Linked DNA regions of Homo sapiens: region 2 is linked to region 1. A link is a loop called in an ENCODE intact Hi-C map of the cell type or tissue named here. Cell type or tissue: B cell. All regions are shown on one strand. Each heading gives the region's core, and the rest is flanking DNA. Links, peaks and the distances in the headings are about the cores only.

Region 1 (16,154 bases), core at 5,262-13,261:
CTCTGCTCTACTCTGTTTATGTCATTTTATATTGGGGTTGGCAGTTGGCTCTCTGGTTACCTGCCTTTGAACCAGGGACAGAATGGGCAGGTCTTTAACCTAACAACAGTGGCCTGACTTAAGAGGCTGCAGATGGAATGCCTGCTTCTGTCCTCTCCTTTCCATTGATACCTGCTTGCTCCTATACTAGGCGGCCCATAGCCTGGGTTTGTCAGTCACTGGGGAATGGTTGGCTTCAGAGTATTATGTCAGCCGTTGCAAGCCTAATGTTACAGATGCAGTGATCAAAAGCAAAACAAAGCCAAAGCAGTCCCTATCATTAAAGAGCTTTTATTCTAGTAAGAATCTATAGCTATAAATCAAAATTCCATTGGCTCCCAACTTTTCATTACAATCATTTGTCCTAACATTGACTCTTGTTCAATAGTTATCCCTTTGTGAGACATTCTAAAGCAAAGCATTCAGCATTATTGTCAGTCTTCTCTTGGCCCTTACTTCCTGTTTGTGTATCTTTTTTGTTTTGTTTTGTGACACCCAGGCTGGAATGCCGTGGTATGATTATGGCTCACTACAGCTTCAACCTCCTGGGCTGAAGCAGCCTTTCCACCTCAGCTTCCTGAGTAGTTATAACTACAGGCATATGCCACAACACATGGCTAATTTTATTTATTTTTTGTAGAGTTGGAGTCTCACTGTGTTGCCCAGGTTGGTCTTGAACTTCTGGTCTCAAGTAATCCTCCTGCCCCAGCTTCCCAAAGTGCTGGGATTATAGGTGTGAGCCACCACACCCAGCCTCCTTCTTTCTACTAATGCCAACGCTGTGAGTACAGCTCACAAAACTTGAAATCTACACTCTACATCCAGTCTGTCACTGACATTCCCAAATCTCCTTTCTTTGTGTTCTATTACCAATCTCATAACCATGTTTCAGCCCCTCATTACTTGTGAAGGAACTCTTAAAGGAGGCTGCTATGTCTCTCTCTCTCCTTATCAGGTATCTCTGCAGAGGAAATTATAAACCATGACTAGCTTTGAAAGTTGAAGTTTAGTTCTGCTCTTGTCACTCCCTTACCAGAAAAATCAAGGGCTTCTCATTACCTCCAAATAAAGTCTCTTCGAAAAACATCTATGTAGGATCTTCAGTAATGTGTTCATAACCCACTTCTCTTAGCTATCTTCTCTCATTCCATAAAGTACTCCAGACATTATGAGCTACTTTTCTATGACATTTTAATGCCCCATGACTTTGTTCATGTTCTCATTTCTTTTTTAAAAAATCTTCCCCTGCTGGTGCATTCGTACCCTTTAGTTCTTAGCAGAAGTGCCATCTCCTTCATGATATTGTTTCTTACCTAGCTTGAAATGATTTCTCTACTCTTCAGATTCTTATGCTATAACTGTTAATATGTGTCTCTTATTCTATTTATTTGGTTTATATCATATGTATTTATGCATAGTTTAAACATCTTGTGGAAGTGATGCTTTCTTTCTTTTTTTCTGAGACAAAGTCTTACTCTGTCGCCCAGGTTGGAGTACAGTGGCGCAATCTCAGCTCACTGCAACCTCTACCTTCCGGGTTCAAGCGATTCTCGTGCCTCAACCTCCCGAGTAGCTGGGATTACAGGCGCCTGCTACCACACCCGGCTAATTTTTGTATTTTTAGTAGAGACAGGATTTCTCCATATTGACCAGGCTTGTTTCAAACTTCTGGCCTCAAGTGATCTGTCTGCCTCGGCCTCCCAAAGTGCCGAGATTACAGGTGCAGGCCACCGCACCCAGCCTGTTGCATTTTCATCTTTATGTCTCTTAGCATGGCACTTACTGCCTCTCACATACAGCTACTCCAGAAATAAACATTAAGGACTAAATGAAGATACCTTTCGGTTAGTTTGGTGTCATTATCATCAGTGTTCACTTTAACGAGGTGTTGTACATCTACGTCTGAAAGAATATGCCAAAACTGTGGGCACTTACCTTACACATAAACATTTCTAATGCTATGGTGACAGTTGTCATCAGTGGTATGAGACAGTATGCCTTGTCAGTAACAAGACTCCATTTTATTTATTTTTGGACAGGAGAATCAGATGAGAGGGAACAATCAAAATTGGAAGTTAAAGTTTGGGATCCAAATAGCCCACTTACGGATCGACAGATTGACCAGTTTTTAGTTGTAGCACGGTGAGTATGAGTATGGCATTATTGAGTCAATAAATTTCTTTATATAAAAGAATTTATAGGTATATGTATTTTTATTTCTTTGTATTCTGCTTTTCTCCCACTGATTGTATTATTTTTTTAGTTAGGTAAGAAAGCTTAATACGTTATGCTGCTTCCTAATTTTATTAATTTCTGTTTTAAATGAAAATAGTTGTATTAATTTTTACTGATTAAGAAAACAGAAAAGTATAAAGAAGAAATTCTTTATACCTGAAGAAAATACCTGAAGTCCCACATCCTTAATAAAAAGAGTCATCCTTTTTACTTGACATAGCTTTACTCTAGACATGGATTATTCAGGTATCAATAAGAATGTGCACCTGGAATTCGCTCACCGCATCCATGTGTGGGTAAGGCCTGTTGCTAAGCATAGCACTTTGCCTTGAGAGCTTTCAACCTGGCTACCTGGCTGGCTTCCTTCCTTCCTCCCCTTTTCTTAAGAGAATGAATGGGACAGAATTTTATTTTTATTTAAAAAATGATAACAGTAAAAGTACATCAGCAAGCAATTGATGAATGAACTGAGGTATACTCATATAGTGAAATATTATTTTATGGCAATTGAATGAATTAAAGCTATATGTAGCAAAGAGATAAACATCACAAATAGTGTTGAGGGTATATACCATGTGATCATTTATGTGTATACAGAGTAATTATAAAATGTTTGCTGTGTACAAAACTATTTTATTAGTGGATTTTTAAATACATTAAATGGGTATATATAGTATATATGATCTAGGAGTATATATAGGGAACTCTAACAAATTTATAATATTTATTTTTTAAAAGAATGAACCAAACATGGCAAAATATTACTATGAGTTAGATCTGGACAGTGGATGCAAGGGTCTTCATTATGTTATTGTCTGATTTTGTGTTGAACTTATTTCACAATGCAGAGGAAAAAATAGTCTTGGCTCATCCTTAGATATCACTGTTCATAGAGCCAGTCACCATGGACGATCCCACTTTTTATTGGTGGCCAGGCATTTGGAGTCCAGAGCCCATCACCTAACTACTAAGTGACTGGATGGAGACACTTGATGAGCATTGTAAAGGGGCCAATCTTGTGGCCCCTTGTTGAGTACAGAATATTGGTCTAGAGTCTCCAGACAGGCTGTCTAGATTGGGGATTGGTTAGGAGACATTGCCATTTTCAAATTAGATTTGTATTCTGTATTTTCATTTTTCTGATTGCCAAGGGCTGTATGTTTCCCCTCAAAGCCAGCATGAAGGACACCAAGGAGTTGGTTCCTAGTATGTTTTTGTTTTCAATATTTGTTTTAAAAAATAATCTTGTAGGCTGGGAATGGTGGCTTATGCATGTAACCCCAGCACTTTGGGAGGCCAAGGCAGGAGGATTGTTTGAGTCCAGGAGTTCAAGACAAACCTGGGCAATATAGTAAGACCTCATCTCTTAAAAAAAAAAAAAAAAAAAAGGGCCCGGCACAGTGGCTCACGCCGCCTGTAATCCCAGTGCTTTGGGAGGCCAAGGCAGGCAGATCACCTTAGGTCAGGAGGTCAAGACTAGCCTGGCCAACATGGTGAAACCCCGTCTCTACAAAAATACAAAAAAAATTAGCTGGGCATGATGGTGGGTGCCTGTAATCCCAGCTACTTGGGAGACTGAGGCGGGAAAATTGCTTGAACTTGCGAGACGGAGGTTGCAGTAAGCCGAGATCGCACCATTGCACTCCAGCCTGGGCGACAGAGGAAGACTCTGTCTCAAAAAAAAAAAAAAAAAAAAAAAAAAAAAGATCTTCTAAATGCAAATTAAGACCACAGTCAAATACCACTGCCAATCCACCAGAATGGTTAAAATTTTAAAGACTGACAGTGCTAAGCATTGATCAAGATTTAGAACCAATACTCTCATATCCTGCTGGTGAGTGTGTAAATTGGTACAGCTCCTTTGGAATACTGTTTGCTGTCATCTAACACAAGTATCTCTTAAGTTTCACTCCTAAATATCTATGCAGCAGAAATGCATATACCTTTGCACCAAAAGATACGTATACAAATGGATTTATGGCACTATTCATAGTAACCCCAAACTGGAAACACATGGAATGTCTGTCAGCAGTAGAGTGGAGGTGGGGATGAGACGTCGTACAACGGAATGTCGCGTAACAGGGAAAATGAGTGAATACAGCTGTAGCTAACAACATGGATGAACCCACAAACGTAATTTTAATCAAAAGAAGCTGGACGTAATATCCAGCTGTGTGATTCTATTTGAGCAAAACTAATCTGTGGTGCTATAATCCAGGGTGGTGGTTCCCTGTGGAAAGGAGCTTGAGGAGCCTCTGGGTTGTGGTCATGTTCTTTCTTGAACTGTATGTTGGTGGCATGCATGTGTTCACTTTACAGTAACTATCTGTTTACTGTGTACTTTTCAACATGTTTGTTGTATTTTAATTAAAATATTTATAAAATTTCTTCCTTAGGGGTCAACCACAATGGCTCATGCCTATAATCCCAAAACTTTGGGAGGCCGAGGCGGGAGGATCACTTGAGCCCAGGAGTTTCAGACCAGCCTGGGCAACATAGGGAGGCCTTGTCTACAGAAAATTTTTTTTAATTAGCCAAAAAAAAAAAAAAAAAATAGCTGGGCGTGGTGGTGCATGCCTATAGTTACAGCTACTTGGGAAGCTGAGGTGGGAAGATTGTTTGAGCCCAGGAAGTTGAGGCTGCAGTGAGCTATGATCATACTATTGCGCTCCAGCCTGGGTGACAGAGTGAGACCCTGTCTCAAAAAATAAAAATAATAAAAATAAAAAATCTCTTCCATAGCAAACATGTTTAAAATACAGGCAGGAAAAGCAGTGAGTCTTCATTTTATGCTGTATGTGTTAAGGTTAGGGTTTCTTACATATTGGAAGGACTTCCAAATCATTAAAATCAGCATTATGGTAATTTCTTTTTAAATGAGATTTTAGTAGAAATCTGTTTCATGTTGAATCCTCACAGGAAGGGGTTGCTACAGTTAATGATATATTGGGGGAAAAATGTAACTGAGTTTTACAATTTGGGCTTAAAAAGTAGTCAAAACTTGCTTTGCTGTAATAGTCAAACTCTGCAGCTGACTTTTTATTTTTTGAGCCAATTTGAATAAATGTTTTACTCCATGACATGTTATAACAGAGCTTCCCTTTCCTTCTTTTTTACCCCCTGCACAGGCTATTTTTTTTCTTGATTTCATGATAACGACCTGTTTATAGTAAATTGGCTTGTCAATTATTATATCTTATAGAGTGAAAATTCTTTTTATTTGATGTTTGATTCTCATTCAGAAACTTGTTTTTGCCTCTTCTTTTACAGTTTTTTATTTACTATCCAAATGTGTTTTTTAAAACGTTAAAAAAACAAACCAAAACAGATACTTAATTCTTCCTTATTGTGTTTGTGGTTTATTCAGTGCTGTTGGGACATTCGCCAGAGCCCTGGATTGCAGCAGTTCTGTGAGGCAGCCTAGTTTGCATATGAGTGCTGCTGCAGCTTCCCGAGACATCACCTTGGTAAGACATGGTTTGAAATTTTGTGGGTATTTATCCTTCTGTTACTTGTTTAATTTTAAAGCCATTGTGGCAATACTGTAGACCGGGAGCTTTTGGGCTCTTAGCCTTCCTGACTGCTAGGTTGATTTGGCTTGGTTACTTGGTTGACTGGGTTATGATAACACTCGTCTGTGAGTTGAGAGTTTTTTGTGTCTGTTCATTAGAAAGAGGGGCTGTTTTTTTTTTTTTCTTTCTTTTTATATTTGGAGATGGAGTCTTGCTCTGTCACCAGGCTGGAGTGCAGTGGCATGATCTCAGCTCACTGCAACCTCCGCCTCCTGGGTTCAAGTGATTCTCGTGCCTCAGCCTCCTGAGTAGTTGGGATTACAGGCACGTGCCACCACACCCAGCTAATTTTTGTATTTTTGGTAGAGACGGGGTTTCACCATGTTGGCCAGGTTGGTCTCAAACTTCTGACCTTGTGATCCACCCGCCTCGGCCTTCCGAAGTGCTGGGATTACAGGCATGAGCCACCACACCCGGCCAGAGGGGCTATTTTCTATATAATTTTATTACATTATAGTTGATATCTTTTAAATCTATTTACTTTTTTCTTTCGGTGATCAAATGAAGCTTCCTATATTCAGTTTAATTTTACCACTAATGGCTGCCGTGGTCAGGCATAGGACCTGGCACTTACTGCTTTCTCTGCACTCCAGAAAAGTGGACCTGTGAGTTTTTTGCTGATTGAAGTTACTTACTGTATTTGATTCCTGTTACCCCTTGTGATAGGCACGGTAGGATGCTCATTTTACACACGAGAAAACTGAGTTTGGTGAGGTTATTTGACCAGTATTCATTACATGTAACAAAAGTTTCAATATTGTTTTCTAATGAAATGGAATACAATATGGGTTTTTAACTTTCTTATCATAATGCCAATTTGACATGCTTTTCATAAAATATTTATTTTGATAATGTAAGAACTCATAGAGGAATACACATCAGATAATAAAAATAAAGACAGGGTCTTACTATGTGATTGCCCAGGCTGGTCTTGAACTCCTCCTGGCTTTAAAGCAGTCCTCTTGCCTTGACTTCCCAAAGTGCTGGGATTACTGTTGTGAGCCACTGCTCCCAGCCTTGTTTCTTATGCATTTTGTGTACTTCTGTACAATTATAGATTGTGACTAAAGCTGTGGAACTCCTTGCCTTTTCCTTTCTCAAAGACTAGAATTGTTCATAGAAGAAAGTTTTGTTTTCTCCATTGGGACATTAATATTTTACCCCAAATTTTAGGATCTCCAAAATGGGTTTGTATTTCAGTTGTTTAGAGCTTCGAGAATATTTTATCAGAGAAGCAAGAGTACAGATGTCATGTTTGCAAGAACTTTAAAAATCAGATATTTCACTTTGGGGGGCTGAGGCCAGTGGATTGCTTGAGCTCAGGAGTTTGATACCAAGGTGGGCAACATAGTGAAACCCCTGTCTCTACAAAAAAATACAAAAATTAGCTGGGTGTGGTGGCATGCGCCTGTCTTCCCAGATACTTGGGAGGCTGAGATGGGGAGATTGCTTGAGCCTGGGAGGAGAGGTTGCAGTGAGCTGAGATCATGCTCATGCCACTTGCCCTCTAGCCTGGGTAACAGAGTGAGACCCTGTCTCAAAAAAAAAAAAAAAAAAAAAAGAAAAAGATATTTATGTGAACCAGAACTATGTGGAATCTAATAACTACCTGTATATATTTTTCCTGGTCAAAGTGATTTTTGCTCAATTTAAAAATTAATGTATATCTGTTATGAAAAATTAAAAAATAGTACAGCAGCAGCCAAAAAAAGCTTTGTTCTCATTACCCAGAGTAGAATGTTCTTACTGTTTTGTTTTCTTTAAGCCCTTTTTTATGCATTATACATAATAATAGCAAATTACAGAATAGTATAGAGGATAATGTAATAAAACTCCATATAAGGGCACCTAAAGCAAATGTTAATATTTTAGTTCTTCAGGTTAAAAAACTTTTTTTTCAACCATTATAGTTAATGTTGAAGTCTCTAATATTCCCTTCTGAGTCCTACTTCCCTTTACCTCTGCCTCCTTTCAAGAGCCAGCCACTGTAACAGATCTGCTATGTATGTAGTCTGTGTTTTTATAGTTGTATTATTTATTATTCCAAAACAACATAAATATTCTTTTGCATATGCTTAAATTTATTGTGTAACACTTGCCATTTGCCCATTATTGAGATCTAGCCGTGTTAATAAATATAAACACAGTTCATTCATTTTAACTGCTTTCTATTATTTCCAATATTCTTGTATATAATACTACACAACATTATTTATGTATTCTGTTACCAGGGAACATCTGGAGTGCTTTCAAAACGTTTTTCTTTTGCTGTGTTACTCATAATGCTATGTTGAAAATTTCACACATATCCCTTTGTGAGCATGTGTGTGAGTTTTTAGGCTATAACTAGAGTTATATTTATATATATAAATTTATATATTTCTTGTGTCTTGTTTTTTCTAATGGTTTTAAAGTTTTCTTCATATTTAGGACTGTAAATCTATATAGAGTTTAATTTTGTGAATAGAGTGAGGTAGGGATCTAATTTTTCTCATATATTAAATTAATTGTCCCAGTACCATTTATTGAATTTGTTTCTTCATGATTTGTAATGCCCCTTTATCATATTTTAGGTTCCTAGATATACTTAGGCCTGTTTATAGACTTTTAATCTATTCTCTTTTGTTTTGTAGATCTATTTTTCCCTGTGCAAGCACCACATTTTAGTACATTTTGATAACTAAGTCTTATGTGAACTTTCTTTTTAACTGTTTTAAATGACCTCCACCGCCCCTATGTTTTCCCTAACTATATTATATAAATACTTTTTTTTTTTTTTTTTGAGACAGAGTCTCGCCCTGTCGCCCAGGCTGGAGTGCAGTGGTGCGATCTCGGCTCACTGCAATCTCCGCTTCCCGGGTTCAAGTGATTCTTCTGCCTCAGCCTCCCGAGTAGCTGGGATTACAGGCGCACGTCACCACACCTAGCTAATTTTTGTATTTTTAGTAGAGACGGGTTTCACCGTGTTGGTCAGGCTGGTCTCGAATTCCTGACCTCGTGATCTGCCCACTTCGGCCTCCCAGAGTTGCTGGGATTACAGGTGTGAGCCACTGTGCCTGGCCGGATAAAAATACCTTTTTAAAAATCACTGCAAGAACTTAGTTTTACCCTAATGTTGCATGATCTTATATAGGTAAACTATTATTTATGTAACCAGTCCCTTGTAGTTTAACACTATTCTTATGAGATACTGCTTCTCAGATTATAACTGGGGATGTGGTCCCTGCTTGAGTGCAAGTGGAAAAGCTTGTTCCTGAGATGGTGGAGAGTTCTCGTGGCAGCTGGGCTGACTTGCCTGAGGTAGAGAGGGCCTGTGTGGGCTCTTGGTTCACAGCTGCAGCAGCTCACTGCTTCCCACTGCTGGTGAATGTGCAGGACAGCAGGTGAATTTCTTTTGGGAGAGGGCAGTTTTAGAGGTTTGGTATTTGTTGTCAGTGAAGGTGATATTTTAAAGAAGCATTTTAAAGAGGATTCTACCTATATACCTTAATTCCTTTAAACATCATTTTATGGCCAAGTACACTGGCTTATGCCTGTAGTCTCAAAACTTTGGGAGGCTGAGGCAGGATGATCACTTGAGGCCAGGAGTCTGAGACAGGCCTAGGCAACATAACAAGACTCTGTCTCTACAAAACAAAACAAAACAAATTAGCCAGGCATGGTGGTGAGTGCTTGTAGTTCCAACTATTCGTGAGGCTGAGGTGGAGGGATCCCTTGAGCCAAGAAGTTCGAGGCTGCAGTGAGCTATGATCATCCCAATGTAGGCAACAGAGTAAGACTCTGTTTCATAAATAATCATTTTCTGTGTAGTTTCTGTAATACTTGCCTCTTATGCTCCTTCTAGGAAGTTACCTTCACACCCTTCAGTGTTTTTTATCTCTCCTGTTTTGTTTCCATTCTGAAGCTTAGTAATTTTGAGGTCCGATTACTTTTGTATCACATATATTCTTTCTAGTTATTTATTACCGTAATTATTTTCTAAAGCAGAAGTAGGCTCAGAGGCTCAGGAAGTGGTGTTTTGTCATGTTTGTATAGCTGGTTTCAGAGATAGGGTTTGGATCTGCACTTGATTCCTCCTGAGTAGTTATCTCTCCTCTGTCAGATTACCTCTTCTATCTACCCTTCCACCTCATTTTTGTTAGAATGACTTGGATTTAAGCGTCATTATTGTCTTTCTTTGAGGCAGCACTGAAGAAGATGTGTTTTTTTGCTTGCAACATTTAAATACCATGGTTTCCTTCTCATACTGCTTTAGGTTCAGCTTTACTTAGACTCTTAGATCCTGAGGCATTTATAAAATTGAGTAGTATGGTTAAAAATTAATTATTAGTATGTTGATAATGAGCTTTGCAGATTGTTTCCCAAAAAGAACATATGAAAGGTTCATTGGTTGTTTTGTACCATTAAATGAAAATGGATTCATCATTCAGTTGAATTTGGGGAGTCACATTCTTTTCTTTGAGTATTTATGGTCCTACTACCCCCTCACCCCGCTTACCTTTTTTTTTTTTTTTTTTTTTTTTTTTTGAGACAGTTTGCTCTGTTGCCCAGGCTGGAGTGCAGTGGCGTGATCTTGGCTCACTGCAACCTCTGCTTCCTGGGTTCAAGTGTTTCTCCTGCTTCAGTCTCCTGCCTCAGCCAGTAGCTGAGATTACAGGCGTCCGCCACCACTGCCGACTAATTACGGTCCTATTCTGATCGCTTTAGCACCTTTTTCTATTAGGTGATCAAACCTTGGATCTGAAGACCTCTTTGAGAGGCCTGCAGAGAGGGCAGGGTTGTGGAACTGCTGAAACCTGATAGCCCTTCCTAAGTGATTTTCTTTGTGACTTTTATTCTGAGGACTTCAATGGGCTGTCAGCATTCCTAATCTGACATCGATTTATCCGAGACAATTTATGCTACTTGTCAAATCACCAATAATGTATTGGGAGCAGGTAATTAAACTGTTTGCACATCAGTAGTTCTCACATCCTCATTTTGAAATCTGTTATGAATATAGTTGAGCTGTGAATTTCAAACACTGCTAATCTAAAATATATAAGATTCATAATTGTTAAAAAACATTGAAGCCATGGGGGCTTTATAGGTTTCACTCGTTTTGTTAAAATATAAGATCTGTTTTATACAATATACAAAGAAGAATATAGGGCTGGGCAGTGTGGCTCACGCCTGTAATCCTAGCACTTTGGGAGGCCAAGGCAGGTGGGTCAAAGGAGTTCGAGACCAGCCTGGGCAACATAGTGAAACCCCATCTCTACTAAAAATACAAAAGTTAGCTGGATGTGGTGGCACGTGCCTGTAGTCCCAGCTACTCGGGAGGCTGAGGCAGGAGAATCGCTTGAATCAGGGAGGTGGAGGTTGCAGTGATCCGAGATTGTGCCACTGCACTTCAGCCTGGGTGACAGAGCAAGTTTCCTCTCAAAAAAAAGAAAGAAAGAAAAAGTAGGTTTACAGTACTTACATTGATCCTTTCTACCATTACCCCCATGGGAACAAAATTCCTTAGAACCAAGGAAATCCTGCATTAGTTAGTAAGTGGCAGTGAGTTAGTTGATGGAAGTTACAGCTTCTGACTCCCTGTTTGGTGGTGTTGGCCAGAGCAAGGTCTGCACTCCCCTGGCTTGAAGAACAGAATGTCATGAGCATTGTGAGGGAGCTGGATCGAAGCCTTAGACCTGCCAAAGTGAAGGTACTGGCTTACACTTTTGCCTGGACTTTGAAGACTAAATAATTTGGGGAGGAGGGGTAAGAATAAAAGAGAAAGAAGTTTTTGAGTTAGTTTGGAGCCTGATGCGCCTTCTAGAGAAGACTGTTTTACAGGTGATGAGCCGAAGGGACAAAACAATACATTGTATAAGGACTGACATTTAATTGGTGACATAATCAGGACTAGAAATTTAGGTTGCCTAATGCCAGGTCTGGTTCTGAGAAAGGCCAAGCTGTGTTGATTTAGGAGGGAGGAAATTGTGTCCTGGAACACCTCTGATTTCTATGTTATATCTGATCTTTTAAAAGTGTAACTGTTGGCCAGGTGCCGTGGCTCACGCCTGTAATCCCAGCACTTTGGGAGGCTGAGGTGGGTGGATCACGAGATCAGGAGATTGAGACCATCCTGGCTAACACGGTGAAACCCCGTCTCTACTAAAAATACAAAAAATTAGCTGGGTGTGGTGGCACGCACCTGTAGTCCCAGCTACTCGGGAGGCTGAGGCAGGAGAATCACTTGAACCCGGGAGGCGGAGGTTGCAGTGAGCCGAGATCGTGCCACTGCACTCCAGCCTGGGTGACAGAGCGAGACTCCATCTGAAAAAAACAAAACAAAACAAAGCGTAACTGTTATTTTATTTTGCTACCTCCTACCTTATATCCTTTTAGTGGCTTTTAATTGCATGTAGGGTTAAAACTTAGATCATTACTGGTACTGTAGTCAACAAAACTATTGAGTTTTGCCTGGCCTCTGTCTATAGCCCCTTTGCCCAAACAGTCCTCCGTCCTCTGGACTCCAGCCAGGCTGTACCCTTCCTTTGGTTTTGTGTCTTGCCACAGGACTTGCATGTTCAGGTCCCTTTCCCTGATGCTCTCATAGCCCCACATAGTTAACTCTGTTTAAAACCACATCTTGGCTAATCCATCACTTTAGGGCAGGTTGCTTTGTGATGTGCTTATGTAGAGAGCCAGGTCTATAATTAAAAACTCATTTTTGTGATTATTTTGTGTCTCTTTCTCTCCTTCCCATTCCCTGCATACCAGCTTGTTATATCCCTTAGTGTAGTTACTGCATCTGTTTTTCCTCACCATTGAATTCCCAGCACCAAGCATAGTGCCTGGCATATATATATAGGTGTTCACTAAATATTTGAGAATGAGTAAATTAGCTTCTTTCTCTGGGACATAGGTTCTTATTGAAATAGGTCATTGCAATATATTGTTTTCTGTTCCTTTGTTTAAGCATTTTAATGTTTTATAGAGAGCGTCTCATCACTAAGAGTGATGTGTATATGTGTATTTGAATTCTAATTTTATTATATCCCCAGAGCTGTACACACACAGTCTGAACACTATGAACTGTAGGAAGTTTTAAGCATACCATGCATGCTGCCACATACCCCTCATCCTTTTTAAGAGATGGGGTCATGCTGTGTTGCCCAGGCCAGATTTGAACTTCTGGGATCAAGCAATCCTCTTGCATCAGCCTCCCGAGGAGTAGCTAGGATTATAGGTGTATGCCAGCATGCCCAGCTGTGATGCACTTAAATTTTGTGTTATATATATTTTATTATAATTTCAAAACTCCTTTTCACCATTTTTAAATGTATTAAGTAGATTCACTCTGGCATTACATACATTCACATTGTTGGTAACTATTACCACCATCCATCTCTGGAACATTTTCATTTTCCCAAACAGAAACCTCATCCCCATTAAACTCTAACTCTCCATCCCCTCTGCCCTCTAGCCACTACCCTTCTACTTTTGTCTCTATGAATTTGACGGCTCTCAGTATCTCATAAGTTTTTCGTTACTGGCTTATTTTCACTTAGCATGTTTTCAAGGTTCATTAATGTTGTACCATGTGTCAGAATTTCCATCATTTAAAAATTGTGTGTGTGTGTGTGTGTGTGTGTGTGTGTGTGTGTGTATAGAGAGAGAAAGAGAGAGAGAGAGAGAGAGAGAGAGAGAGAGAGAGTCAGTCTTGCTCTGTCCCTCAGCCTGGAATGCAGTGGCGTGATCATAGCTCACTGCAGCCTCAAACTCCTGGGCTCAAGTGATCCTCCTACTTGAGCCTACCAAGTATTAATAGCTAGAACTACAGTCATGTGCTACCACTCCCAGCTATTAATGCTAAGTAATAATACATTGTGTGTATATACCACATTATGTTACTTTATCAGTGGCCACTTGAGTTGCCTCTATCTTTTGACTGTTGTGAATAACCCTGCTATGAACAAAGGTGTACAAATGGAGACATTTTTATGATTCTTTCTTTTCCCCCATCAATCTGTAGCTCATGTATGATCCGTGTAGCCCGGCGCAAGTTACTTAACCTACCTTTGTCTGAGTTTCCTCATCAGCAGTGGTAGTAATAATAAAACCTACTTGCTCTGCTTCAGGAAGGTTATGGATGGGCAGGAAGAGGGAGTGCAGCCACACTATGAGTTGCTGATACGTGTAACCAAGGATTCAGAACTCAGTGGAACTGCAGTGGCTCCTCAAAGTAGAGGCAGTTGGGGGCTCCTTTTCTGGGGGCCTTGGATTCTGTGGAGGGCTTAGAGCTGTTTGCAACATTAGCTGCTCAGGTTGGCTGGAAGACAACTGACTGATTTATTCAGCAGTTTATGTACCTTCATTTTAGGTAATGTTTGCAAACATTGGGCCCTTCTGGCTCTTAAGGCCCCATAGAGGCCCTGTCCTTACTGGGAGAGAGCAGGCAATGCCTCAGGGTCCTGAACAAGACCCCTGCGACCTTCCAGCCTCGGAAAAAGGCTGCCGCTGAGTTCCCACATGACATCAACTTGAGGATGAATTGAGATAATTACTTGTAAAGTGTTCAGAGCAGTATCTGGCACAGTGTCAGAGCTCAATAAATATTAGTTGTTATTGTTGAGAAGACGACAATGGTGCATTTGTCTTTTTCACCCATAATCTTTGTTGAGCCTCATTTACTTCTGATTTTATAGCCTTATTGATTGTCTGATAGGTATTTTGTCATGCCGTGTTTATTATTTTAGTAGATTATCAAGTTTAAATATGGTCATTAGGCTATGATTAACCATACCATTTAATATAATTGTTACAAGAAGTCACTGTAAGAGTTAAAAGTGGTGAACAAAGGCTGTTAATATAATCTTTCATATAATCTTCCTCTTAAAACAAGCTATAATTTTTTCAAAAAAAAATTTCCCATCAAGAATAACTTAGAAAAGACAATTTATTTTTTGGATGAGGGAAAGTTGACCTAACAGTATTATTATTCTTCAGATACTAACGCTTTATAAAAATGCTAGCCATCAATCACGTACTTCATTCTGTTTGTTTGTGAGTCTTGTTTCATTTAGGGCCTTGTGGGTACTGGGAATTGAGGATAGTTTAGAAGGCACAACAGAAAATACAGATTTTTTTTTTTTTTTTTTTGGGAGGTAGTCTCGCTCTGTCACCCAGGCTGGAGTGCAGTGGTTAGTTCTTGGCTCACTGCAACCTCCACCTTCTGGGTTCAAGCGATTCTCCTGCCTCAGCCTCCTGAATATCTGGAATTACAAGCACCCCTGCCCCCCTGGCTAATTTTTGTGTTTTTAGCAGAGATGGGCTTTTCACCATGTTTGCCAGGCTGGTCTCAAACTCCTGACCTCAAAGTGATCTGCCCACCTTAGCCTCCCAAAGTGCTGGGATTACAAGCGTGAGCCACTGCGCCTGGCCAGAAAATATTAATCTTTTGATTAGCATTTTAGATATCAACTTATGTCAGAAATCTAGACTTCAAAATGGACATAAAATTGATGGGGATTCGTATAACTTAAAAACCCATGAAAAACTTATCACGGGTACTGTTCATGTTTCCAAGGCTATAAAATTAGAATTAGTACTAATGGACTAGCACTGCAGTAAAAAATAGGAAACACGAAATTTTTCTTCCTGCTAAATACATCATTAAAGCAATAATATTCTACATTACACACACGTCTTTTTGTTGATGATCTATTACAGATGAGTGTGGAGACGCTGCAGACTATCCTAGGAGAATTGTTTGTGTGTTTTATGGTCTATTAATCCATCTTTTCCTTTTAAATTTAAGCTTTAATGAGATTTTTTCTTTTTTGGGGTAAATACAGCCTTTTACTTTTTCTCCTACAAATTTCACATGAATATAGAAACATCAGAAAGGCACTGTAGATTTGAACTTGGGAGAAATAGAAAGAGAATTGTTTTAGCAACTTTGTCTAGGATAATTGGTGGAAAGATTTGTATTTACAAGTATGAGTTAGTGGAAGGCTTGTGGTTATAATTTCTTAAAACTAGCTGGGCATGGTGGCTCATGCCTGTAATCCAGGCGTGAGGCCAAGGCAGGTAGATCATCTGAGGTCAGGAGTTCGAGACCAGCCTGACCAACATGGTGAAACCCCATCTCTACTAAATACAAAGAATTAGCTGGGCGTGGTGGCACATGCCTGTAATCCCAGCGACTTGGGAGGCTGAGGCAGAAGAATCGCTTGAACCCAGGAGGTGCAGGTTGCAGTGAGCTGAGATTGCGCCATTGCACGCCAGCCTGGGCAACAAGAGCTTAACTCCGTGTCAAAAAAAAAAAAAAAA
Region 2 (16,154 bases), core at 3,982-11,981, 790 kb before region 1:
TCCCGGGTTCAAGCAATTCTCCTGCTTCAGCCTCCCCAGTTGCTGGGATTACAGGCACCTGACACCATGCCTGGTTAATTTTTGTATTTTTTTTTTTAGTAAAGACAGGGTTTCACCATGATGGCCAGGCTGGTTTCCACTCCTGATCTCAAGCAATCCGCCTGCCTTGGCCTCCCAAAGTCCTGGGATTACAGGTGCATCCTTTAATTTTAAGTTGCAATACAGCATTGCAATTCTAGCATCCAAAATCTAACTGGTTGGTTGCCTTCTGAAGTAAAGAATGGATGCTATGCCTCACACATGTTATATGGAGATGTACATAGATACAAATTAAGAGTAACATCAGTTGTTTGGTGTTGCAAATATTCGTCAGCCCTTGGATGCATTTGTTGCAAATATCACACAGGTTCCTGAATAACTCCAGCACCAAGAATTTGAAGTTGGAGAAAAGTAGGAAATGGGATACTTAGCACTTCTGGAAAATATTTAGTAAGAATCTATAGCATTTATATTACCTGAGATGAAAGTTTTCAAAAGTTTATTGGTAGTTTTCTTTTCCCTACCTGTGTTTCTAGCACTGAAATCCTCCCTGAACTTGGATCAGTGTCATCTGATAACTGTAGCAACACAGCCCACAAACATACTTCACATGGGAACACAGATACCTTTCATTTCTAGGACATACCACTCGGGACAAGTGGAGAAGCATTTACTGGAGTCTGAATGGTGTTACAGAGCAAAAGTTTAGGGTTGCAGGTCACTCCACACCATTGCGAAGTGCCACACACCTGAATGGCATTTTCTGCATGCTCATCACAAGTGGGCCTTCTAGAGCCCTCCTGCCCTAGCCCCTGGCCTCACCTCCTTGACAAGAAAGGCACTTTCTTATCTTTCCCAAGAGAGCCCCTTCCTAGGCTTCATCCCTCCATGCCCTAACACAGCATTTTTCAAGACACCTCCCCTGGGAGTCAGAGGCTCTGAGGATCCACTTGAAAACCCTACCTACCCATCCCTATCTGCAGCCTGAGCCTCTCTGCCCTATTTACTTTACCTCAAGAATATTCACCCTTCCATATCAATTAAGAGGTTGTCACTGCACCAAGGTTCTGCTCTGGCATTTTGGCCAAATGGAGCCAGACCAAGCAACACATGCAGACTGACAGCCAGGTAGGCTAAAGATTTCATGACTCTTCATCCAATGTTGTGTTGTTGTTTTAATATTCAGAATCAGTGTAGCACAAAGCTTAAAAAATGGAACCCTGTTGCTCCACTGCCTGGGTTGGAATTCCGACCCGGACCCAAGCTGTGTGACCTGAAGTCAGGTTCCGTATCCTTTCTCAACCTTAACTTTCTCCTCTGTAAAGTGGGAATACCACACAGCGTTGTTGTGAGTCATATAAGCAATGACATACATAAACTACCTGGGCTCTGCCAGGCGTGGTAGCTCACACCTGTAATCCCAGCACTTTGGGAGGCCGAGGCGGGCAAATAACGAGGTCAAGAGATGGAGACCATCCTGGCCAACATGGTGAAACCCCATCTCCACTAAAAATGGAAAAATTAGCTGGGCATGGTGGTGTGTGCCTATAATCCCAGCTACTCAGTAGGCTGAGGCCAGAGAATCCCTTGAACCTGGGAGGCGGAGGTTGCAGTGAACGGAGATCATGGCGTTGCACTCCAGCCCAGGTGACAGAGTAAGCAAGAATCCGTCTCAAAAAAAAAAAAAAAAAAAAAACTACTACCTGGGATCTACTAACACTCCATAGCTACTCTTTTTTTTCTTTTGTGAGACAGGTCTCATTCTGTCACCCAGGCTGGAGTGCAGTGGCACCATTCTCAGCTCACTGCAGCCTTGACTTCCCAGACTCAAGCAATCCTCCCACTTCAGCCTCCTAAGTAGCTGGAACTACAGGCGCACCCCACCATGCCCGGCTAATTTTATTTTTTGTAGATACAAGCTCTCATTATGTTTCCCAGGCTGATCTTGAATTCCTGGACTCAAGAAATCCTCCCATTTCTGGGCCTCCCAAAGGGCTGGGATTACAGGTGTAAGCCACCATGTCCAGCCTCCTTTCATTATTTGTTTGACATTTGGTTACATATTTAGAAACAATCTTATTTTACAATAAAATGTTATACTTCTTTCTTTAGGCTTAGAACATGATATTTATCATAGGTAATTTTCCAAACCAATTTACTGGGGAAAGTGGGGAGCATAATAAAAGGTCTTAATTTTGCATAATAAAGTATATCATTTGTAACTAGCATATATATTGGGCCAACTTGTCACAGAATTGCAGCAACTGCAAAAGCCAGCATCAAGCAAATAGCAGCAGCTGGACTCAGAGTTACCAGAGTGGCCTATAAACGTGTCATGCAAAAAAAAAAAAAAAAAGTCATATTTGCATGTATAAGTCAACTGGCAGTATATTCCTGATGTGGTCCACCAATGTCTGGATGCCCCCTATAGACTGGCACTCCAGCTGATTGAGACTGCCAGCCACTCACCTTGCCTGGTACCTGGTTTTTCTCATGGCCGCTGCCCTGGGCAGCAGCTGCCCACAACCCAGGGGCTGGCATTGACCACACCAGTATCGTCTAACAGCCTACAGCACCTACATGTCTTTTTCTTCAGAGCTGTGTGCCTCCTGAGTCCTGTCACTAAATCCCAGTTTCTAGCGCCTCCGGTCTAGGTTTGCTTTGGCTGGTTGTTGTTTTTTCCAGACCTACTCTGAAGCCACTGAGAACATATGCTTACAGGTCTACAATATCAAAATACCTCAAGTGTACAGTAACACTCAAACTTGCCTTCAAGAAAAGGGAGCCTTGTTCTCTCAGCAAGCCCTGGGCCCCAGTGCTGGGATTTGTCTCCACAGGACGTCAAATAGGTCAGTCTCATCCATTTAGTGCAACAAAAACCAGTCAAACCAGTTGTTTGGCATCATGTCGACCAAGCACAAATAAACTAGAAAACAGATGGTGACCAAAAGAAAGAGAAGCTACACATTTGCGTAAACTGTGGGTCCTATTATCTCTGAGAGACATGGGGCACATTAAAATTTAGGCTATGTCTAACCAGTTTCCCCAATCAAGATTACAGTGGTTTCAACCTTGTATGGGGGTGATGAGGGCTAAGCTCTGTATTCTACGCGCAGCGTAGGAGTTCACTCAGCCCCAGCCACACAGCTAGTGCCTTCCCTCTGCAAACATTCCACAAATGACCATAAACATCCCACAAATGACCATTTCCATGTGAGCTTTTTAACATTTGGCCTCTCAAGCCTTAAGAAATTCTCCACTCTTCAATTTCTAAAAGTAAATCACATTTGGGCATTTTACAGAAGGTCAAGAAGTTTTGCCACCTACATCAAAGACATACATCTTTCCTTCCCTCCTCTTACTTTTGAAATGATAGCCAAATTGAGAGGAGCCCTTCAAAGTCTTCACAATAAGTCTTGCACAATAAGAAAAGGTTCTCTGTGTGATCACTTAGCAAACAATTATCCATTTCCTTCTCTTTGTCCCAGATTTAGAGCCTAAAAATTCATCTTTTGTTTGATATTTATTTTGAGATGAAAGAATACTAGATAAAGATGTATTCTCTGATTTGCTAACATGCAGACAAAGTTTTCCCCATATTCGTCCAGTTACTGAAAGGGAACCCTAATCCACATGCTATTATTTTCCATCAGTGGACTTTGTCCTTCATCTATCTCCTTCTTCCCTTCTTCCTCCCACTTAGTCTAGACATGCCTCTTTTAAATGATCGACATGGTTGACAAATTTCCATGTTATTTCTTTGAAAAAGAATTGTTTCTCTTTGTTATATACGTAGAAGAAGATTAAAGTGTACAACTTATCAATGTTTCCTACTGTATTATTTCGTTTTCATGCTGCGGATAAAGACATACGCAAAACTGGGAACAAAAAGAGGTTTAATTGGACTTATAGTTCCACATGGCTGGGGAGGCCTCAGAATCATGGCAAGAGGCAAAAGGCACTTCTTACATGGCAGTCGCAAGAGAAAATGAGGAAAATGCAAAAGCAGAAACCCTTGATAAACCCATCAGATCTGGTGAGACTTATTCACTATAAGGAGAATAGCAGGGGAAAGACCAGCTGCCATGATTCAATTACCTTCCCCTGGCTCCCTCCCACCACACGTGGAAATTCTGGGAGATACAATTCAAGTTGAGATTTGGGTGCGGACACAGCCAAATCATATCACCTACTGAATTGCTATTATTGCATGCAGTTTTTTTTTAGTAGTTATCACATTCCAAGAGGAAACACTGTCACTATTCATAAATTTACCACACACTCAATTTATTTCTCCCATATTTATTCTACTAAATCTTGAATAAGTGACATTAACTTTTTGCCTAATTTTTCTCCCTTGAAAACAAATTGTGTCTAGCTTGAGTTTTGTCTTCCAAATCTCCACATTCTAAATCCTCATCCATCTGCCTATAATGAATAGTACTTATGCTCCCCCCACTTTTTGAGTGTCTCTTTCAAAAAATCTTACCAGAGATACAAAACATTAACACAATGTTTAAACCTGCTGATGTGGAACAAGCATGAACTTTCTGTTCAAACGCACTGCACAGAACGAGCCTCAGTCTTCTCACATTTAAAGCAGTCAGATTCATTAGACTTGAGAGACAGTCTCTGAGTTCCTCTGCTACTCAAATTTTTATTTATCCTTAGTCATTCTCACAGGACAAAGGCTGCAGGAACCTTCTGGTAGAAAGAAACAAAGACAGGAGAAATCAACAGAGACAGAAATGGAACAGTAGCAAAAAGGAAGCTGTCCCAGATCCAGGCAAGAAAGATGTCTCAGCCAGGGCAAGCCCCATCTGGGGAAAGGAGCTCTTGTCCTGTTGGTTCCTCCCAGCCACAAATACCAGCACACGTGTACACTCCACATAGACAAACCCCACTCTGCAGATACACACACACCGCACACATACACAGCATCAACATCCACACAAAGAGCTGGCTATGGCTCCTTCTCTCGAGTTGAGCCTGTATTTGACAACTGTTGAGGAGGCGGAAGCTGGGGGTGGCCAATGAATAAGAAAACAAAAAATGAGCTTTGTGTGAGAGTTCACTGGGATCTTACAAAATGTCTTTTTAATCCTGGAACTATTTTCTGTTGTGTGGGAGGAGAGGAGCAAGGGTGATGCCTGGAGATGGAGGTCTTGAGGAGGACGTGTGCAAGTTCCTAGGGAGGGCAGAAATCAAAAATGAAAGTCAAGGTCGGGTGGATGACACAGGGTAGAGAGCCAGTGAGTCTTCACAGCACCCTGGAGTCAGAAGGATCTGCTGGTTCTGCTCAAGGCTGGGATGCACTTTACCTAGATCCTGGAAAGCAACATAAATCACTGCCTTGACTGGCCACAGCTGACCATGGGGATGGGGGTGATGAGGGCTAAGCTCTGTATTCTATGCACAGCATAGGAGTTCACTCAGCCCCAGCCGCGCAGCTAGTGCCTTCCCTCTGCAAACATTCCACAAATGACCATAAACATCCCACATATGACCATTTCCATTTGAGTTTTTTAACACTTGGGCTCTCAAGGCTTAAGAAATTCTCCACTCTTCAATTTATAAAAGTAAATCACATTTGGGCATTTTACAGAAGGTCAAGAAGTTTTGACACCTACATCAGAGACATACATCTTTCCTTCCCTCCTCTTACTTTTGAAATGATAGCCAAACCCCAGCGGTTTCATTGCCTGGGAGAATGCTGTGCCACACACAACATCTGTAAGTAGTTAATTTTCCAAATGGGAGATGGTCACCACAGATGCAGAACTTTTAAAAATAAACATCAGAAAAATATTACTCCAGCAAAAATGAAAGCCTAGAATCCACGTGAGTGGGTGGGAGGTAGCTGGCGCAAGGTAGATCAAAGCTGCATCCTAGTCTGCCTGGCCATGCAAAAGCAAGAAAAATAGAACCACAGAACTTCAGAGCAAAAAAAAAGAAGGACCTTTGGGGGGTATCCTAGCTCCCATATAATAGGGAAATTAAGGCCTGGGCCAGGAAGTGAGTGCCTATCTGTGTTGGACTGGAGCTCAGGCTGAGAGCTTTCTGCTCTAGAATAAGCCTCATTTTTATTAGGGTATCTTAGCTTTTTCCCTTTTAAGAAAAATAAAAATCCTCTGACTTAACCACGGCCTTTAGCCCCTACATGGGGCCCTTTTGAGGTGGGCGGGGGACTCTGGTCCTGGCCTCCTGAGATGGGTGTATCCCCTACCTACACCCCTCATCATGCATGCCCTGCATCTGGATGGCAAGCCATGAGAACCCAGGACACTGCAGAGGCCAAGGCTAGAGCAAGACTGACAAAGGCCTAAGAGAGGGAACTCCACTTGGGCAGCTACTTCTTATCTATTTTATGGAATGAGGTGGCCAAGCTTGAGAATCTTGTGCCCTGAGACTAAAGAAAGCCTGATCACTGTGACCAGCATGAGTTATAGAGAGGTTGGGGCAGGGCAAGCTGGACATCCAACTGCACCCACATCCTCCCACAACCATTCCTCTCCTGCCTCAACATGAGACTGGTGCCTCTGGACAGGAGCAAAGTGAGGCACAAAGTATGTCCCCTACACACAGACAGGCACAGAATAGGCATTCAGTAAACCATAGTTCAGCCAGGCAGGATGGCTCATGCCTGGAATCCCAGCACTTTGGGAGGCCAAGGCAGGCGGACCACCTAAGGTCAGGAGTTCAAGACCAGCCAGGCCAACATGGCGAAACCCCATCTCTACTAAAAATACAAAAATTAGCCGGGTATAGTGGTGGGCACCTGTAATCCCAGCTACTCAGGAGGCTGGGGCAGGGAGAACTGCTTGAACTCGGAAGGTGGGGGTTGCAGTGATCCGAGATCACACCACTGCACTCCAGCCTGGATGACAGAGTGAGACTCCATCTCAAAATAATAATAAAATAATAAACTGTAGTTGTTTCGGCTTGGAGTGAAATGGAAGAAATATGAGGGACAGATAGCACATTTAAAGGGATCTATTGTTCCAGCCCAGATGAGCCCCTGGACATTCCTGTGTGTTATGCTTTACCAGGTGCCTTATCACTGCTTTATCCATCTCTTCCCTACAGGTGGTTTTCTGCAGGGAGGCTCCAAAAGACAGAAGCTGAGTTCTGCCAGAAGAAAAAGGGAATGGAATATGTAAAAGAAAAGGATAAAAGAAAACTGGGGACAGACAGGCAAGGCTAGTAGGGAAGGGGGAGTGGGGTCTCTGGGGAGAAGAGAATCCTCAACCTGGGAAGAAGGGGAGGCTTGAAAGCAGAGGGGAAAGCTATGGAGGTCTGGAGGGCAGAGGAAATCCCAGATGTGGTGGCCAGCAGGGGTCGCTGATGCCCCACCAACAGCCTTAGGGCTGGGGAAGACTCAAAGGGAGGAAGATTTTCAAAAGCTCAAGTGGGCTTCACTCCCTCCCCTACCCTCCACCGTCCCCTCTGCCCCAGACTCTTCCTTATGGCATTGAGGTCTCTCTTCTAGGGTTCTGGAGGTTCCTTTCCCTGTGATCCTTTTCCTGAAAGTGAGCAAGATAGCCTGGCCAGGCAGCCCTGGGGGTGATGGAGGCAGCAGGTGGGGAGAGGCCTCCTGGATTTGCCCTCCAATGCTGCTCCCATGGGCACCCATGGAAATGGGGGTAGGAGGGCACCTCTGACCACAGGCTGCTGATGGGGTTGGCGCAGGCAGAGGAAGGGAGGGAACTGCTCTTCCTGGCTATCCTTGTCAAATAGCAAATTCAGAGCAGAGCCACAGCGAAGCCTGGAGGTAGAGGAATGCCCCCCGGCCAGCAGTGGTTCAGGGCCGTGCTTAGGAGCACCAAACCTGAGCCTGGGCGCTGCATGCTCCGAGGGCCAATCCCAGCACACACTGTTCCCCCACTGTCTGAGGCCCAGCACCTGTTGTCTAGAATCAGCGTCTACTTGCCTCTAGGCAGACACCCTGACCAATTCTCTACCCTCCTTGGCTTCTCCATTTTCAGTTCTGCTCCTCAGACACCAAAAGCTCCTATCACTACAACCTTCCTCATATTACCTTTTCCAAGATTCTGGCTTAGCCAGTATTAGTTACAGTTCAGGTCAATCAATGTCCTTCAAGAAGAGTTTAGGAAGACCTGTGTGTCCCAAGTCCTAATCACATCTCAGAATGGTTCTGCCACAAACTCTGAGATTCTTTCAAAAAGCATGTATTGATCTGCTCTTGCTTTCCTAGGGCCATAAAAGAGGCAGGCTTATGGAACCAAGTATGTTGCGCCTCTGAGCTAATGGTTCCATCTTTGGAGGCCACTCCTCAGGGTAGTTCTTAACTGACAGATGACCCCCGACATTAGAAGAGATGCCAGCAGAGTCCAGACCTGGGGTAGGACCCTGAGCTGTTTATCCCCAACAGTCAGAAGGAAGGCTGCACTGTCCCAGGGGCACCCAGCCTCCAAATGAGCCTCAAGGAAGGGTCTGGAAGGCCAGACAATACTATGGTCAGATTATGGACTTGGGAATTGCTGCAGATGCCATTGGGGGTAAGGAAGATTAGGAAATTCTGGAACTCAGGAGCTGCCCAGGCAGCCAGACTGCCTCTGACACACCCAGTCCTCATTTGGATTTGAGGAAAGGAGACTTGAGCGCAGGAGAAAGGCACCCAGGAGCCTGTGAGTCGTGCCTAAGCCTCTGGATCCCACATCTGAGGAAACAACTTAATGTAAGCTTTGAGTGGTGCTACCACCGTCGCCTCTGAGGTTTAACCGAGGCGCGATTGTTGCTGATTGAAAACATGAGACCTAATTCCAGCCCCCTCCTCCCTCCAGTGGCAGGCGGAGGCTCCACATCCATTTCCTGCCTTGGTCAGAACTGGCTCCGGAATGGGACAGGGCTGCCTGTGGCTCCAGCTGGGGGAGGCTGAGGTGAATAAAGACAGTGATGGAGAGGGATCCAAGGGAAACCAAGGATGGATGTGAAGAGCTGATGCCACCTGCCACCCATCCAGGTGGAGTCCTCCCAGACTCCAGGCTCATGCCAAGGGAGGGTGTAGGTGGTTGCTAGTGTAAGCTAATCCTGTGTCTGTGATGCCGAAAAAACTATATAAATGCCCATCACCTCTCTGGGGACAGCCCTGCTCCCCAGCCATTCCCTATAAGAAGCTGCCCTTATACAACCACTTTCCCCCAGTCTTGGAGATGGTCAGCTCTGCAGAGCTCACAGAGAAATCAAAGATATATAGGGTGTTATTAGACGGATCCTAGCAAAGGGCAGGTTTAACCAATGCCCTCACATTTTATAACTGAAATTCAGAGCGGTTAAGCAACCTCACAGAACAAGATCTAGTCTGCAACTCTTTGCTTCTTATTTTTTGGGAAAGGGTCTCACTCTGTCATTCAGGCCAGAGTGCAGTAATGCAATGATAGCTCACTGTAACCTCTAACTCCTGTGCTCAAGTGATCCTCCCACCTCAGCCTCCCAAGTAGCTGGGACTACAGGTACATGTCTAGCTAATTTTTTTTTTTTTTAAGAGACATAGTCTCACTATGTTGCCCGGGCTGGTATTGAACTCCTGGCCTGGTCCCCAAGGGATCTTCTCGCCTTGGCCTCCCAAACTACTGGGAATATACACTTGAGCCACCGCACCCAGCCTAGTTTGCAACTCTTGACTCCTGATTCCTGAGTGCTCCTTCTCTGACACCAGAATTTTCCAGAAGGTCTCCGAAAGAGGTCAAGAAATAAGCAGCTCTGATCAAACTATTAAAAAATCAGCTTCAGGCCAGGCACAGTGGCTCATGCCTTTAATCCCAGCACTTTGGAAGGCCGAGGCAGGCAGATCTCTTCAGCTCAGGAGTTCAAGACCAGCCTGGCCAATGTGGTGAAACTCTGTCTCTATTAGAAATACAAAAACTAGCTGGGTATGGTGGCACATGCCTGTAATCCCAGCATGCGCCACCACACCCGGAGTTCTGAGAATTGCTTGAACCCAGGAGGCGGAGGTTGTAGTGAGCTGAGATCATGCCCCTGCACTCCAGCCTGGGCAACACAGCAAGACTCTGTATTTTTTGTTTTAATAAGCTTCAAAATTGTAATAAGTGAGTAGTCAATGTGGCTGTTTGCAGATAAACACACCAACATGTCATTTCATTTAGCATGATCCTGAGGGCCATGCCTCATGGAAAGCCATCCTCACACTTTTCTGTTTCCCCCTCAGTCTACTCCCCTGAGAAATGAAACCACATCCTGGCCTCAGAGGAATGCCTTGAGGTTGCCATGGTAAGACATATGTGCGGTAGTGTCTCACCAATCCTGAAATCACCTCTCCAGCTGACAGTCAAGGACAGGGAAGTGGAAAAGACCCCCAGACAGCCACTGTAGACCTCACAATGTCCGGGTTCCAAAGTTCATGCCAAGCAGTCACAGAAAGGCCTTTCAGACTCATTTGGATTCTTTTCATTCTTGCTTCACAAACAGCTCTAACAGACTTACCCTTCCGAATTTTTGTTGTTGTTATTATTACTTCTTTTGTTTAGTCCCTGGAATATTGGAAGCAGGCAACAAATTAGAAGAAAGATACTGAACTGCTAGTGAGAGGCATACTGGGAATCAAAAAAGTGAGGTTAGCTGAAAGACACAAGATAGCAACAAAAGCACAAATAGGAATCCCAAAAGCATAGAAAGCTGGAGTCATTTTAGTATAGAGATAAATAGCCATGTACATTTCAGTAGACCTGAAGGTATCACAGTGTTCCTGAGTCATCAAAAATAATTTCTATAAAAGGAGTCTTTCCATCCATCTTTCATCCCAAGAATAATAGCACAGCCTCATCCAGTTCATAGGATTTTCACTCCTATAAGTCAAGTAAGTTGTTCTCAATATCAAGAATGAGATTCTCCCTAGGGAATCTAGCCTGTGTTGACTCTTTCTCTTCACATGCACTGCACACATTCAGAGGCAACAGACAGAAGCTCTCTGCATTCCCACCCCCGTTAGCAGAGAAGAATATGACCGTAAATTAGCATAAAGATTCTTCAGAGACAAGGCACAGAAACAATGTATGCAGAATATTGGGGGAATGTCCAAAACACTTGAGCACGAACTGTTTCCAAGCTCCCATAAGCAGTTGAGCTGCTTCTATGTATCTACAAATAACCAACATGCTCCAGATAATCTTTCTTATTTATTAAAGGACACCCAAAGAGCCCCTCTGGGCCACTGTTGACTGATTACATCAATGGGTGGATGGATGGTAAATAAATAAACCTGGTGACATAGCTGGAGTTATTTGAAAACAACAAATCACTTTCCTTAAATACAGCCCTATGCAGACTTTCACTGATTTACACATTCCCCCCAAGGAATCTGCATCAGTGAGACCTGTGTTCATATTTATGTTTCACGTCATTTTAGCTGCTTATATTTTAAGATGACATCCAATATTTAGATGAAAAGTCAAGAACCCATCATGTTGAAGCATTTGAGTATCCAGATGGTTGGCATCAGTAGATATAAGCATTGTGTATCCATTCGTTGAACAAATATTTATTAAGTGTCTGCTCCATGCCCGGCTCTCTGCTAGGCCCTAAAGATCCCAAACTGAGTAAGATTGATGACTCAGTCAACTTCACAAAACCAAATCATCTTGAAGCAGAAGGAAGAAAGCAACTGTAACCTGTGCCATGGCTGCCACTGTTTTAGACACTTTTATATAATATCTCTTTTTGTTTCATGACAAATCTCCAAAAGTCAACCCTTAAACTGATGAAGAAACAAACTCAGAGAGGTCAGATAACTTGTTGAAGCCACACATCTAGCGAGGGTCACAGCAAGAACTGGAGCCCATTTCTCCACACAGCCCGATAGAGGGGCCTGTGGTGGAAGGCAGAAAGCAGACTACACTGACTCTGCCCCCCGCTGCTTGCATCTTTTCAAAAAAAAAAAAAAAAATGACAAGCTCTTCTGAGCCTCAGTTTCTCCATCTAGCCACTGGGATCACATGCCTCTGTCAGAGGCTAGTTGTGGAAATCAAAAGAAATCATATATGTGGGGGCTTCTGACTTTGGATCCAACATGCATTAGGTGCTCAGCAGATGTTTATTACATGGATGGATAGGATCGTCGAACCTTCCTCCACTCTCACCTCCCACCCGCAGTGGTCCTCTACACCAGCATCTGCTGACAGCAGCATCACCACACACTTCCAGAAGTAGGCAGCTCACGACTTCCTGAAGCACCCTGTTTTAGAACTGAAAGGCCTCACTCACCTGGCATCATTGCATTTCTGTGTGCCCAGACTGTACTAAGTGTGGAGAAGACAGAAGACATAGGCCACCCCTGGAAGGTGACAGTGTAGCTCTGGAGACAGTCTGTCCATTCTTGAAATATTAAAAAGCATTAAGAGGGCCAAGCATGGTGGCTCACACCTGTAATTCCAGCACTTTGGGAGGCCGAGGCGGGCGAATCACCTGAGGTCAGGAGTTCGAGAGCAGCCTGACCAACATGGTGAAACCCTGTCTCTACTAAAAATACAAAAATTAGCTGGGTATGGTGGTAGGTGCCTGAAGTCCCAGCTACTCAGAAGGGTGAGGCAGGAGAATCACTTGAACCTGGAAGGTGGAGGGTGCGGTGAGCTGAGATCTTGCCACTGCACTCCAGCCTGGGCAACGCAGCGAGACTCTGTCTCAAAAAAAAAAAAAAAAAAAAAAGGCAAGCATCAGAGAACTTTCCAAGATGCATCATCTTCAAGAACAAGAATGGGAGGCAGTGGAGGTGTGGCATCTCCTCCTTAGGATGCAGAAGCTGAGCCAGCCCCCAGGCCAAACAAGGGTGGCCAGGCCTCTCCCTGGATCCTGGTACTCACAGAACTCTTTGGTTTCTTCATCTCACTCCTCCCTCCTGCTCAGTCACATTTTGAGTTATTGTCCCATGTAATTTCTAAGCCAGCCAGGTATCCCGGCCTTGTGAGACACCAATCTTGCTCTAATGTTTTGAATGTGAACCATCATGAAAAAGTAAGAATGATTAAAAAGGAGATTTTGTAACTATTTATCAATGTCAGAGGGAGCAAAGTCTTTCACATTCTATCACTCTAGCTGGATATCCCTAAAGGGTAGGTGTTTAAGCTCTTGAATCTGGCTTTTCTTTTTTTTTTTTTTTTCTTTTGAGACAAGATCTTGCTGTCACCCAAGCTGGAGGGGGTCAAGGACATGATCACGGCTTACTGCAGCCCCAAAATCCTGGGCTCAAGTTATCCTCCCACCTCAGTCTCCCAAGTAGATGGGATTACAGATATGCACCACCATGCCTGCTTTTTTTTTTTTAAATATATAAAAACAGAGTCTCATTATGTTGCCCAGGCTGGTCTCGAACTCCTGGCCTCAAGTAATCCTCCTGCCTTGGCCTCCCAAAGTGCTGGGATTACAGGCATGAGCCACCATGCCCGGCCTGAACCTGGCCTTTTAGATTACCTTCCAGCTCTTTTGCTTCTAACTGGTAAACCTAGGCAAGTTATTTAACCCCATTAAGCCTTGATTTTTCTCATCGGTAAAATACTTCCTCCCTTAAAGGACTGTAATAAAGAAAAGAGGTCAGCGATCTGTGGTTATGGGGCCAAATCTGGCTCACCGACCGTTTTTGTGAAGGCCTATGAACTAAGAATGGTTTTTACATTATAAATGGTTGAAAAAAATCAAGAAAATATTTTGTGACACCTGAAAAGGATATGACATTCAAATGTCAGGGTCATAAAGTTTAATTGGAATATAGCCACACACATTTGTTTACATCTTACCTGTGACTGCTTTTCTGCTACTACAGCAAAGTTGAATTGCTAAAACCAAGATGTTATAGCCCACAAAGCCTAAAATATTTACTGTCTGGCTCTTTACAGAAAATGTTTGCCAACCTCTGGTAAAGAGAAAATGAAGGAATGCCTAGATGTGCCTATAATAGGGCAAAAACCTTTAAAATGTCAGCTCCGATTTTCTTTTATTCATGTCTAGCTCCTGTCCAGCCATGGTATTTATGCCACTCTGTATTTGCATTAGGATAATTTTTCAGATCATTGCAAAATATGCATTCTCCTACAGAACATATAGGGATATCTATTTCTTAAATGGCATTGCTAACACACAATGCACTGACCTGACCTCACAGAAAGAAAATGGAACAACAGAGGTCCCATCCTTCCAAATGTCATCCACTGGTCTTATCCTTATGGAAATAGACAGTACACGGATCTGGAATGGAAGCAAATAATAACCGGGTCTCCAGATTCCATCGTATCACAGAACATAGAACCAAGAAAGTACCTTAGAAGTCATCTGATCCAGTCACCCCTGTTTTACCAATGAGGAATCTAGACCCAGAAGAAGTTAAAGGACTTACCCAAGAGTACCCAACAACTCTCTCACCACCCCAGGCTCCCATCTTTGTGTCTCTCCTGTGTGAGCTGTTCCCTGAAGTTCTTCCTGAACTTGCACATTGCCTTTCCCTTTGATTTTAAATCCTTGGCTCAAATGACATGCCCGGACTATATCGTGTGATATGAGCTTGAAAAGTAATTTACGTACAAGTCTTGAAAGCAAATCAAGTTTTAAAACAAAGTAGCATCTACTCTGCCCCAGCCTTGACATCTTATTACATAGCAAATGCTGGCTTTTTAATTTCCCTAATCAAGACTGGTCCTATTTAGCCCACCTCCTCAAGGGGTCCCAGCACTAGCCCCACTCCGACGCCTGATGAAGTTCCAGAACAGGTGAGAAAAATGAGAGGGCCCTGCCCAGGGCTCTGGGAGTCGGCCCTCACTGCCTGCCCTTCAGACAGCAAGACAGAAAAGGCATTCATTTTCTTCCTCCACGTCATGATACCAACCGAAATTACCTTTAAATGAGGAAGAAGGTCATTATTTAATCAATAGGATTGCGTCAATTGAGGAAAATTTGTCTCCAGTGTAAACAAGCGGAACGTCTTTGCGCTCTATAAAAACAAGGTTAAATTACTTGCAGATCCGGGCAACGTGGAGAGATGTAGGAAGTGAACCTGAAGCCTGACACACTCAAGGTCTCGGAACCGAAAATAATAGGAATTGTTCTTATTTTTCCAGTGGAATCAAGCACAGAGATGGGCACGCCTCTTTACAGAACCAAAGATTCAGAACTGTGCCTTACCCTTTGCTTATGAGGCGGAGGAGGAGGAAGAGAAAGAACCACCGCAAAGAGAGATGGCAACAAAGGTAAAATGAAGGCCGGGCAGCCGATCCCACTCAGGCTGACCACAGTGAGGGAGCAGCATTAAAATGAGAAAGGATCAGGTCTCGAAGCCCAGCCCTTCCCGCTGAATCTCGTCCTTTGCTTCATCCATTCCATTAAATAAGTCATATTGAAAATAAATTATTATTAATACAACAGTAGCTAACATTATGGGGTCTCACTCCATGCCAAGCATGCCAAACCCAGGTCATGCACGGTGCTACTCGATGTTCACAGCAGCTCTAGAGGTGGGTGCCAGTCATGCCCACTTAGCAGATGCAGAGGAGGGCAGTCGCAGCTGGAGAACGGCGGGCAGTTCTGCCTGTTTCTGAGGCCCCACTGCTTGAACTGCCAGCCTCAGAGCCATCTGCTCACTGGGTGCTCAGCCCCGTGCTGCACGCTGTGGACTCACAGGGGGAAGTACAAGCTAGGCCTGCCCCTAGGGCATCCCCATATCCCTGGCAAGAAGGGGATTTGGGGCATTTACTCCTGTTTAGGGAGAGGCTCAGCTCGTCTGGGAATCCCTGGATGAGCAGACTCTGTGCCTGCTCCTCTCCCGTACCCCTTCCCCATCCATGTCAAGGGCTTTGGCCACAGCACATAATGGGTCCAGCGAGTCACAGTCTCTCCCGGAGGCGGCCCCAAAGACCCCTTACCCACACCTCCTCGATCGCTGCTAGGGTATGAGCTGGAGGCTGTCGGTGGTGAATGGGATCTCTGTCACTCCACAGGCATCTGATGAGGTCTAAATTCCCTGCTCCCTGACAGAACTTCTTGGTGGGGTTATGGCTTCCAGGTTCTCCTCACCTACTCAGGAGACTGGGCTAACACTGAGTGAGGTTCGCTGACACCCTCTGTTCATTAACAACAGGACCAAAACCAAATAAATT

The links. Hi-C counts contacts between places; a loop is a spot of excess contacts. Peaks named below come from ENCODE experiments on the same cell type or tissue, not always from the same donor. Only the 100,000 strongest peaks of a DNase experiment are listed, where the experiment ranks them.
Region 2: a loop joins it to region 1, with 27 times the contacts of the local background. A loop is called at or near these places in 11 of 110 quality-filtered maps.

Annotation. Positions count from the first base shown.
Region 1 is chr2:42,654,122-42,670,275 of GRCh38, forward strand. MTA3 (metastasis associated 1 family member 3) reads left to right here. Exons shown (of 17, transcript NM_001330442.2): 7 at 2,079-2,181; 8 at 5,642-5,741. Among named protein-coding and RNA genes, the nearest start is that of MTA3, 94 kb to the left of the region's middle. RefSeq lists enhancers at 1-377, 9,459-9,508. In B cell, for the core only: CTCF peaks have their summits at 9,206 and 9,408; DNase peaks (open chromatin) are centred at 9,200 and 9,850; H3K4me3 peaks cover 352 bases; H3K27ac peaks cover 871 bases.
Region 2 is chr2:41,862,531-41,878,684 of GRCh38, forward strand. It overlaps LINC01913 (long intergenic non-protein coding RNA 1913), which reads left to right and starts at 15,025. Exons shown (of 3, transcript NR_033996.1): 1 at 15,025-15,248. It also overlaps the pseudogene RNU4-63P. RefSeq lists a silencer at 7,288-7,387. In B cell, for the core only: CTCF peaks have their summits at 7,382 (motif pointing right) and 7,581; a DNase peak (open chromatin) is centred at 7,381.